Regions from separate parts of the Homo sapiens genome. Here region 2 is linked to region 1. Evidence: chromatin contacts called from ENCODE Hi-C data. All regions are on one chromosome and are shown on one strand. The core of a region is the stretch at or near the end of the contact, and the rest is flanking DNA. Distances in the headings are between cores, read along the strand shown.

Region 1 (5,105 bases), core at 661-3,160:
GTTGGCCAAAAGACCAGAGGAGAAAGGCTGCAGAGAAAGAAAAGTTGCCATGGGTTACCAGGAAGGAAGACCTGAAACTGGTGCTGAGGCTCTAGGGAGCAGTTGTCCCAGGAAGGAAACCCTGGACCAAACTGCCCTCTCCTGCCACAGCTGCAGGGGTGCCCAGAGTTCAGGTCTGGGTGCAAAGGGGAGGGTAGGTGGGGATTGGCAGAGGATTCCCTGAACTCTGTAAGACATCACGGGTCATTCTCTCTCCAGTGAAAGGGCAAATGCTTGTTGAGCAGGTACAATGCACTAGGGACTGTGTGAGGGACTTGATGTATATTAGCTCTTTTAATCCTTAGGACAGCCCTGTGAACAGGCATTAGAATGGGGAAACTGAGACTCAGAGATGTTACATGACTTGTCCAAGTTTTTCCTAGCTAGGAAGGAAATAAAAATAGGATCCCAACTACTTCAAACACTTCCCTCTAGACTGTAAGCAACGCGGGGGCAGAGAATGGCTAGTCCTGCTCTCTGCTGGCTCCTCTAGTGTGTTTGTCAAGGTGCCTGGCATACAGCAGAACTGCGCGAGTGTGTGGTTGAGCCCAGGTCTGCGTGTTTCTGAGCCCATGCAAGGTATTTGAAAGTTCCTCTGAGCTCTTCTTTTTGCCCTGTGGCAGCCCCCTTGCCTTCCCTGGAAAGTACTGCTTGTTGGTGGGGGGAGGTCTCGGGTTGACAACACCCTACCGCCAGCTCGCTAGCCCCTTTAGGCCCCGAAGAAACTATTGAGTCATGCATTTTGCTTGGGTTTTGATGATTCGTGATTCATGCTTGTGAGGAAGGCAAGGGAGTGACTCATGCTGATTTAATAAGCTTAGGAATAGTCCTGAGAAGTGGCTGATAAAGTGCCGGCTGGCAGCCCACTCCCCCGTGGCTGCCAGCGCCAAGTGCTCAGAAATCACCAGGTTAAACAAGTCTGCAGAAAATTCAATCTTCCCGGCATGATTTTCCTTATTTGAGCTAATAGCATGAGGCGCCTTTCTCCTGGCACTGCGAAGTGCACCGGTGGCCTTGCCGTCTTCCCTGGGGGCGTGGGGGAGAAGGAGAGCAAATGCCTTACGTTTAGCGGATGCGCTAGGAACGGCTAGGACCTCCCAGGGTTTGCCTTGTGCCCATGGAACCAGCAGTTCCGCCCCAAGGGAAGCCAGCCGTGTGTCCTAGTGCCGGAATGATGGGGTAATGCCAGTGAGCCGCCCCTTCTCCACAGGGTACTGAGAACGAGGCCAGGCAGCAGCTGTCCTGGCCTCTTGGCCCTGTCAGGACTAACACACCTGGGTTGGGCCCACTGGGGTCAGGTTACTCACGGTAAGCAAGTGCAGGTGGAGAGAGGTGGCCCAGAGGAGCAGGCCAAGGTGGCAGGAGATGGGTCATTTCAAATGGCTCGCCAGCAGCCCAGGGGATCCCTGACATCTAGCAGGTATTGACATTGGGATTAACCCTGTGGGTCGATGGTTCCGTGCTGATTCCTCATGTGCCTCTGCGTCAGATTGCTCAGGCAAGAGGGCTGGAGAAAAAAATCAGAGATGCACCCAACTTGGTCAGTATCTGTGCAGCGATCCTGTTATGGTTGGCAGTCCCTTACTTTGAAGCTCTGATTCCTTTCAGAAGCTTCTGAAGTTCAAAGGAGCAGGTGGGGGTGGATAGGTCATTGAGAAAGGGCAGACCCTGTTCAAAAGTAAGATACTTCCTAAATCTGGTCTCCTTTCTGTAAGTTCTTTGGTGTCCCTCCCCATATGTGTTGAGCCCCTTGTGGCATGTTAAGCTCAGTGCTGGGACCAGCCAGGGGAACAAGGGTTCTGCCTTCATGAGTCTGAGACCTGTTTAGAGTGCAGCCTCTCCTCCCACTTTCCTCTCCTCTCCCCTCCTCCGATGCATCTATCCATCCAAAAAAATGCTATTGTGATAACACACATAAAGCATTTAGCATTATGATCAGCTTCATAATTGCTAGTTTTTATTTCATAATTAATATTATTAGGTCAGATGTGGTGGCTCACACCTGTAATACCAGCACTTTGGGAGGCCGAGGTGGGAGGATCACCTGAGGTCAGGAGTTCAAGACCAGCCTGGCCAACATAGCAAAACCCCATCTCTATTAAAAATAGAAAAATTAGCCAGGCGTGGTGGTGCACGCCTGTAATCTCAGCTACTCTAGAGGCTGGGCACGAGAATCGCTGGTACCCGGGAGGCAGAGGTTGCAGTGAGCCGAGATCATGCCAGTGTACTCTAGCCTGGGTGACAGAGCAGACTTTGTCTCAAAAAATAAATAAATAGATAATGTTTATTGCTATTATTTGACATCTCTTGCATGCCAGGCAAAAAAAAAGGTGAATACTGGTGCAAATTGGTGAGCGTGTTATGTGACAGCTGGAAATCCTAGAGCTGGTCTAGCCTCACCCCTCATGCTGCAGATGGGGATACTGAGGCCTAGAAAGAAATGAAGAGATTGATGGGAGTCTCATAGGGAGGGCATGGCTAGGCCAAGCCTGGAACTCAGGGCTCCTTCTGCCGTGGCATGCAGCTGTCATGCTGGGATGGGGTGGTCCGAGGAGGCTTCCTGGAGGAGGTGGGTTTTGAGATGAGCCTTGGGATGAGAGTAGGAATGAGATCAGCAGGAGAGGAGAAGCGAGAAAGGGCAGAGCACAGTGGCCCAGGATGGTGTGGAGGAGGGAGCCACAAGGGGAGAAAGGTCAGGAGAGACTGGGTGGGGGGCACCAGAGCCATCTCTGTAGCATCTTTTGAGGAGTGCCGCAAAGGCCTCACTGCTCCCACATCCTGCACTCTGCCACTGCCATCAGGTACTTCCTCCTGGCACGTGCAGATCAAATGGTGGCCCTGGGGCCCGAGGCTCCGTCTGCTTGCCTGCCTCAGCGCTCATGCTCAGTGGGGACCCATGGGTCCAGGCTGGAAGTCACAGGCCAGGCATCCATGCTGAATGCATCTCTCCTGGGAGAGCAAACCCATTCAGTCATAATTTGCCATTAACCCCTTATATTAGTTTCCTAGCCCTGCTGCAACAAATTGCCACACACCAAGTGGCTTAAAACAACAGAAATTTATTCTCTCAGAGTTCTGGAGGCCAGAAGTTCAAAACCCAGGTGTTGGCAGGGTTGACTCCTTCGGGAGGATGTGCGGGGTGATCTGTCCTGCTTCTCGCTCGTGGCTTCTGGAGGCTGCTGGCAGTCCTTGGCATGCTGTGGCTTGTGACTATGTAACTCTAGTTTCTGCCTCTGTCTTCATGTGGCCTCCTGCTCTGTGACATCTCTTCTTCTTATAAAGGCTCTTGTCATCAGGTTTAGGAACAACCTGGTTGAGTCAGCCTGGTCTTCATCCTGAGATCTTTAACTTAATTATATCTGCAAAGACTTATTTTTCCAAATAAGTTCATGCTCATGGGTCCTGGGTGGACGTATCCTTGGTGGTGGTGGGGCAGTGGGGCACCATTTTCGCTACACCCCTGGAGCAGTGTGACAGTGTGGCCTTGGGAGATGAGTCACAAGGGAACTTTTGTTGAGATAAGAGGATAAGTCTGGGTGAGACATTGCACTGGGGATCCTGGGCAAATTCCCAGAAGTGTTTGGGCCTTGGCTGTAGAGGTTTTTCTGAGACTGAAGACTCAGGACCCAGCTCTGAAGTGATGATCAGGGCTTCTTGATAGGCACCGCCATGTTGGGGATGGACCTCTGTGCCCATGGTCCACTCGGGGGCTCATCCAGGGCAGTGCTATCCATCAGAACCTTCCGTGGTGATGGAAATGTTCTTCAGATCTGAGCTGTGCAACACAGTGGCTCCTAGTCCTGTGTGTCTATTGAGCTTTTGAAATACCCGCTCTGGCTCGTGCAGCTGAAGGACTAGATTTTTTACTTCTATTTAATTTTAATTTTAATTTTAACTTAGATAGGCCTACGGGACTAGTGGCTTCTGTACTGAGCATCACAGCTCCACAGTGTCTTGATTTCACCCCTTCTCCTCGTCTGTTTTTCATTTCACTATCAAAAATGTAATTTAACACAAGAACTGAAATTGTTCTTTTGTTTTTTTTATGTACGTAATGCTTAAAGTTTTAACTTTTGGCTTAGAGACAGAGGCCAGATGGAGTTGACTGGTTTTAGGCCCAGTACAAGAAAGCATGGCCTCCTCTTGCAGTGAAATGGAAAAGAGGAGTGTTTTCCTGTGGACAGTGCTGTGGCTCACAATTGCCTGGTAGTTAAGCGGGAGAAGCAGTTGGAGAGGCTGCAGTAAAATCTACAGTCACTGGCAGCAAGGAGGTTGCTGCAAGGTTTCTTTGAGCCAGAAAGAAGGGATGAGAACCCATGTCCACATCCCTGGGCCTTGTTTGGAAGTCTATGAGTTAGGGGTTCTTTGCTCTTTATCATGGTTTCTGAGAAGCCACAGGTGAAATTTGGGTCTCATAAAGCAATTTTCCCCCAAATTACTCCTCGTATTCCTGCTTCCACAGATGGATATTGTATACTGTCTTGCTTTAGAGTGAGGATATTTATTTTTGCACACTGTTTAGACATGATCTTAAACAACACTTCATTTATTTACACGTTGGCATGTTTTTGACCCTTCTGGATGAAAAATAAAGTGTTTGCCTGAGAGCAGAAAATCTCCAATGAGGCGGCTCTTCATAGGGTGATGGGATCTTCATGGGCTTAAACTATATGGGCTTTAAGCTCAAGCTCATCTCCTTTTCCTTGCTTCTTCCTGGCAAACCAGACACAGTAGCATCAAGACTCAAAGCGCCTGCCTCTGTGCTTATGCTCCATGGGCACCCATGTGTCCAGGCTAGAAGTCACAGGCCAGGAAGAGGAGGAGGTTCTGGGCCTCAGACTCTGCTAATGCAGGCAGATCAGGCCTATTTTAGATGGGGATTTGTAGAGGTGTCTACTGCTTGGGGTCATGCTAGCACTGCGCTGTGTACATGTAAGACACAAATTAGGGATTTAGAGGCGCGGAGGCTGCTGAGTGTTGCTAGGCAACCTTTCAGCTGGGCCTGGCGGTAACACAATCTCTGGGAGCAGCCCGGTAGGAAGGCCTCCTAAGGACAAAACTGAACT
Region 2 (5,447 bases), core at 708-3,207, 200 kb after region 1:
GCAGAGACATTCACCTCCACTTCCTGTCTGCCCATGGCTTCGCGGCCTTCTCACCCCAGCTGGCCAACTGGCTTCCCACCACTATGGGCCTCGCACTGCCCATGCCGGGCCTGAGGGGCCTGGCTCAGACTTTAGTATCCAAGGGGACTGCTGCCTTGACCACCAGAGCCCCCCCGTCTGTGCATCTGTCCTCTGTTCAGCTCTGGAAAGGCCACCGGGAACACAAGAGCCAACAACCCATGGCCTTTGTCTGCAAGGAACTTGAGGTCTCACCGGGCAGACAGGCACGGAGTGAGTGCTCCACCATGGGCCTCCCTTCCTCCAGGTTGCATCCAGGACTATGCTGTCTAGCGTGTCTGCTGTGACTTCCTCATGGCAGAGCCCCACACTGTGGCTGTTTATGGAGCATTTGCAAGTCTCCCTCGAGGGGAGCCCGTGTCTCTCACGGACAGCTTGGCAAGATTCACATTCTTGGAAAAGCAGAGGAATGCGAGGGTTAAAATACCTTAAAGGGCAAGGAGATGATTTCTAGATTTCCAGACAATGTCTCAGAGAATTGTAGTGCTCTGGGGTATGCCTGAATGTAACTAATGTAGCTCCTTTTGTGCCTGAGTGTAGACTGGGTCCATGTGCCTACATGCATTCAGTTCCTCCCACCAAACTGGACAGTGATAGCTAACCCTGTTGACCCTTATGTCTGGGTGCCTTAAATTTGTGATGCCTCAAACTGACCTTCACAATGACTCTAAGGAGGTAAGTACTGTGAACTTTCCCGTTTTCTACAAGAAGAAACTGTGGCACGGAGAGATTCAGTTACTTGTCCAGGATCACAGAACTATAGTAAGTGGGGGTGGGGACAAGAATTCTAACCCAGGCAGCAGTCTGACCAGAGGGCCCTAGCTGGGAGCAGCGTTCATGTGCACTGTATGTTCGTGTTTAGTGTATGTCTGTGCATACTTGCGTGTGTGCACACGCACACATGTTCACTCAGGCACGTGGGCTGCCCTGCGGTGGGAGCTGAGAGAATGCAGTGGAGGTTGTTGGGAGGAACTCACCCGCCTGCTCTGGCTGTCTGAGCAGGTGAGGGATAGTGATATCAAGTGCGAAGACCAGGCCCTGAAGCCAGCCTGACGGTTCCAGCTGTTAGGAGAAAGTGAAGGTGGGTGCCATGGATCTGATGATTTCAGTGATTTTCTACTCAAGAAAAATGAAGTCTCGGATGGGCAGAGCTTAACTGCCTTAAAAACTTGGTACAGGGCAAGGTGTGAGTTTCCCGGTGAGACTGTGTGAACTGTGAACGGGTAGAGTCTGAAACTACAAACCAGATGTTTCCGGGCTCCCTCCCGCCTGGTCTGGCCTGTCTTCCTTCTGCTGCTATGCAGTTCATCCTGGGTCCCTGAGGGCCTCGCAGATGCTTCACTCGAAAGATTGGAGTTGCAGAGTCCCCTGTGGAGGAATTGAACTGCCCCCTCTCGCAGGACCCCAGCTGGCAAGGTTTTGTTCCTCCCTGGAGGGTAGAGACCCTCACTGAGGCCCTGGAGAGGGGCACTCAGGGGCAGCAGCTCATTCCCAAAGTTCTCTGGTGGAGCTGGGGAGTGGCACCCTGGGAACTCTGGGGTTTCCCCACCAGCTCCTCTCTCCAGTCTTTGGTGTCCAGGTACAGTCTCCAGGCCGTGGCTTCTCGAGTTCTGTATGTGGGTTGCTGCTCCGTAATGCATAGTTGGGGGACCATTTTGGTCAGTGACAGATCACTGCTGCTTTTCATCAGACCAAAATACATGTGGCTTCTTCTCCTTGCCAGCCCTACCAGGGCATCTCCCATTATACTAACCCTGCCTATTGGACCTTCTGATGCAAGGAGCAGATTAAAATCCCCTCCCTGTTGCCTACCAGGTCCGTGGCTACAACTAAATCCCTAGTTGGGGAATCACAGAGCACAGGTAAGCCCTTGGGTTCTGGAGCCAGCTTACTGGGGTGTGAGTCTTCCTTAGCTCCGTGTGGATGGTGAGCCCTCCTCTCTCAGGTCTCATGATAGTAGCTAACCCTTATTAAGTGTGTGCTGGGCACTGATTGAATGCTTTACAGGTGTCACCTTCTAAGACCCTCGTAACTCTAGCAGGTAGTACTATTATCTTACCCATTTTCCAGCGGGAGAAATAGAGGCAAGAGCAGACTAAATCACTTGCCCAAATCGCATAGCTACTGATGGTGTGATGTTGGGCAAGATATGTAACCTTTCCAAGTCTCAGTTTCCTTATCTGTTAAGTGCAGTTAATACACACAGCACCTAGCAGAGTGCTAAGCACATGGTAGGCACTCAACAGGCAAGGCCACTTAACAAGAGAATGTGAGCCCAGCTGGAGGAGAGAGAAAAATACAATGACTATAGCACTAATCATAGTAGTGATCAAATAAGTAATGCACTCCTGAATGCTTGACTTTCCTGAGTGCAAGGTAAACTCCCTGAGGGAGTTTGCCTTATTCACTTCTGGTTCAGTTCCGTGGCTTTGCACAGATCTGGCACAAGGTGGGTGCTTGGTGAAGGTTTGCTGAATGAATGAGGAACTGCTTTGGGGGTCCCAAGGGGTCATTCACAGCATCAGAGAGCCCCTTCCTAGCAGCCCTGCTCTCCCTGCCTTGTGGCTGTGATCTGAGTGTTTTTGCTTCATCCCTATTGGAGAGGAAGCTTCCCACACCAGGGCAAGCCTGGGTCTTGCCCACCTCTGTTTTCCTGATGGAGAAGATGCTCAGGGCCTGTGAGTGAAGTTGGACCTCCTTGTAGCTTGCCCTGGGTGCAAAACGATCATCCTTTTGGGCAGAAAACAGAAATTGTTGACAGCTACAGACCCAGAGATTCGAGTCAGCCAGGGGAACAGGGCTGTGCCCTTGGTGCCTCAGATTCCCTGGAGAGTGGGGTCTGGGATCATGGTGACCATGTAGATCCCTCCCTGCATCACACTAGTGAACGTTGTTTCTAAACCACACTCTCCCCTTCTCAGCATGGCGTGGCAAATAGCTGCTGCCCTTGTTCACCGAGAAAATCCTCCTGCCCTTGGCGTACCTGGCTCCTAACGAGTCCCTTATTTGGAAGGAATTCCCCCACCCCCATTGGTGTGTGACTCACCCTGAGCGAAATAACTGCTGGGCTGAGTTCTTACACAAACCCCCACCCCATCCCCTCATTCCCTAAAGACCTTGCCCTCAAGTCAACCAAGGCCTTGATCCAGAAGTGACAGAGAATGCGGAGTGTGAGGATGAGGATGATAAGGGGGACAATGAATTTCCAGGCAGGCCCAGCTCCCAGCTCCCATCCTCAGGAAACCCTGAGCCCTGCCTGCATCCTTTCCAGAAATGTGAGTCCCACCTTTCCAATTTCCTCTTACACCTCGTCTATATTTCCCACCCCCACGTCTGCATGACAGCGTGGCGTGCATGTGGCCCATCTGGGGATCAGGGAATCCTATTGGGTATGCCAGCTTAATGAAATACTTGCAGTTTATTACACTCAGGCTTTCCTAAGCCCCGCGTGCCTGTGGGTATTTGAAAGCTGAAGGTAACCCCAAGCTACCACAAATGTAATTGTTACATGTGTCCACGCATTCCTGGTGCAACCTCAAACTCCTGCTCTTAAGCAGCACACAAAATGAACCACATAAAGTAACTCCTAGTCAGACAACAGGGAGAAATGTGTGGAAATGCTGAGAGAGGCTCCCCAGAACCCCTCAGGGCCTCTAAAAGTATATGATGTTCCCATTACATTGCATAGCTCTGGCCACAGAGGGTGCTTCTCCCCCCTGGGCTGTTTGTTCGGTGTTTGCAGAATTGGTTCATTATGAGCAAGGCAGCCAGTGGGTTTTGCTTGTCAACCTTGCATGATGCAGCTCAAGTATTTCAAATCCTGTTTCATCTAGCAAAGGCTTGCTCTAGTGGCAGGGCTAGCAGAGTGCACTGTCTGGGGGTTCCCTCTGGAGCTGTATTTCTGTTCCTCCTCCAGGTCTTGGCTGGAGAGGGCTGTCCCAAGTCTGGGAAGGGCCGTGGAGAAACCCCAGGCAACCTGGATCTGCTACCCTGAACCAGGGGGAGGCTGCCCCTGGGAGATGCCTTCCCATTCGTCAGTTTCCTCAGCCTCAGGTCTGTAAATCAGGGGTGAAGGGCTGACATGGAAATAGCAGACAAAAGCCTCCAGGGATGTGCCTTCTTCTACGCGAACCAGCATCTGGATGCCTGAGAAGGAGACCCTGTTGACGGTGCTCAGGGGGACCTGCTCCAGGTACCTCAGCGTCAGCCCATTGACCCACACACAGCCCTTGCGGCTCAGGGCCTTGAGGCAGAAGGCCAGCAGGGCACTGCCTTTCTCCAGGTAGGGCTCCAGGGACAGGTGACGGCGGGAGAGGCGAGGGAGCTGCAGCTGGAGGTGGGCGTCCTGCCCCCGTCCGAGAAGCAGAGGGCTGGTATCATGCTGCAGCCGTGGTGGGACATTGGCAAAGGCAGATGGGCCCAGCGTGGGATGGTACAGGCTCACTCGCAGGACGGTGAGGGGCTTCTCCATGGAAGAAGTCCTGGGAAGTTGGAACATGGACACACAGGCTCAGCTTCAGTCAGAGACCTCTGTGGCTCCCTGAGCCCAGACACACTTGCCCACCTCAGGGGCCCTGTGCCTGTTCATACAATCACTCTGCCCAAGCCAGGATGGAGCCAAGGCTGGAATTGGTGTGGAAGGTCATGAGCTTAGTCTCTCTCATACTCTGAATAGAACATGCCACCCACTCTGTCTGACTTTTGGATTTCTGTAGTATAGATATATCTGTCCTTGTCTATGCAAGGGATAAGGCATGCTGGCTTGCAGGGTGGGGATTTGGTAATCTTTTGGTTATTTGGAGACAACTTGGCCCTGCTTCTTGGAAAGGAAAGGGTAGACAGACTGGCTACATTTTCCTTGTATCTGACAGTCACACAACAAACCCTTGCTGAATCCTCCTTTGAGCCAAGCAGGGAACCAGCTGCTGGGGAGAAGCAGATTCAACAACGAACCGAGCCCTGACTCTTGGGAGCACCCACTGGTGGAGGAGAGAGGTGTTTCTAGCATCAGGATGTGTGGAAGGACACAGAAGGAGGATGCTTAGCCTAGTCCTGGCCACCAGAAAGGCTGCCTAGAAACCCTGGTGAAGAGTAAACAGCTAGCACATTCCGAGTGGTTACTATGGGCACTTGCTGGAAGGCCACTCACAATGGCCAGCTTTGTTCCTGCATGGGTTTGAGGAACACAAACTCTGCTATGTCCACCAGCACCCTGTGGCCCAGGACCTGCCATCATCTTCAACAGGAACCAAGGGTTGAGTGGATTTGAATAACTAATTATACATTCTCTGGGTACCAGGCTTTTGCTCACATTATTTCTCTCCTAAGAATGCATCTTCCATCCCAAACTCTGTGTCCAAATACTGCCC

Evidence for each region. Hi-C counts contacts between places; a loop is a spot of excess contacts on that map. Pooled maps may share reads with other maps.
Region 2: a pooled map shows a loop between it and region 1 (1.8-fold over the local background). The contact joins the promoter of DCANP1 here to the promoter of LINC02900 in region 1. A Hi-C loop is called at or near these places in 1 of 168 maps with a recorded cell type or tissue (gastrocnemius medialis) and 2 of 50 pooled maps.

Annotation. Positions count from the first base shown.
Region 1 is chr5:135,246,267-135,251,371 of GRCh38, forward strand. It overlaps LINC02900 (long intergenic non-protein coding RNA 2900), which reads right to left and starts at 1,911. Exons shown (of 4, transcript NR_037895.1): 1 at 1,860-1,911; 2 at 1,347-1,546. All of the region lies in intron 3 of PITX1-AS1 (PITX1 antisense RNA 1), which reads left to right. RefSeq lists an enhancer at 361-1,560.
Region 2 is chr5:135,445,391-135,450,837 of GRCh38, forward strand. DCANP1 (dendritic cell associated nuclear protein 1) reads right to left here and starts at 1,958. Exons shown (of 1, transcript NM_130848.3): 1 at 1-1,958. The coding sequence starts at 1,718. The coding sequence ends at 984. It overlaps TIFAB (TIFA inhibitor), which reads right to left. Exons shown (of 2, transcript NM_001099221.2): 2 at 1-4,559. The coding sequence starts at 4,549. The coding sequence ends at 4,064. It overlaps LOC124901073 (a long non-coding RNA gene), which reads left to right and starts at 5,110. Exons shown (of 2, transcript XR_007058945.1): 1 at 5,110-5,332. RefSeq lists enhancers at 3,827-4,328, 4,329-4,828.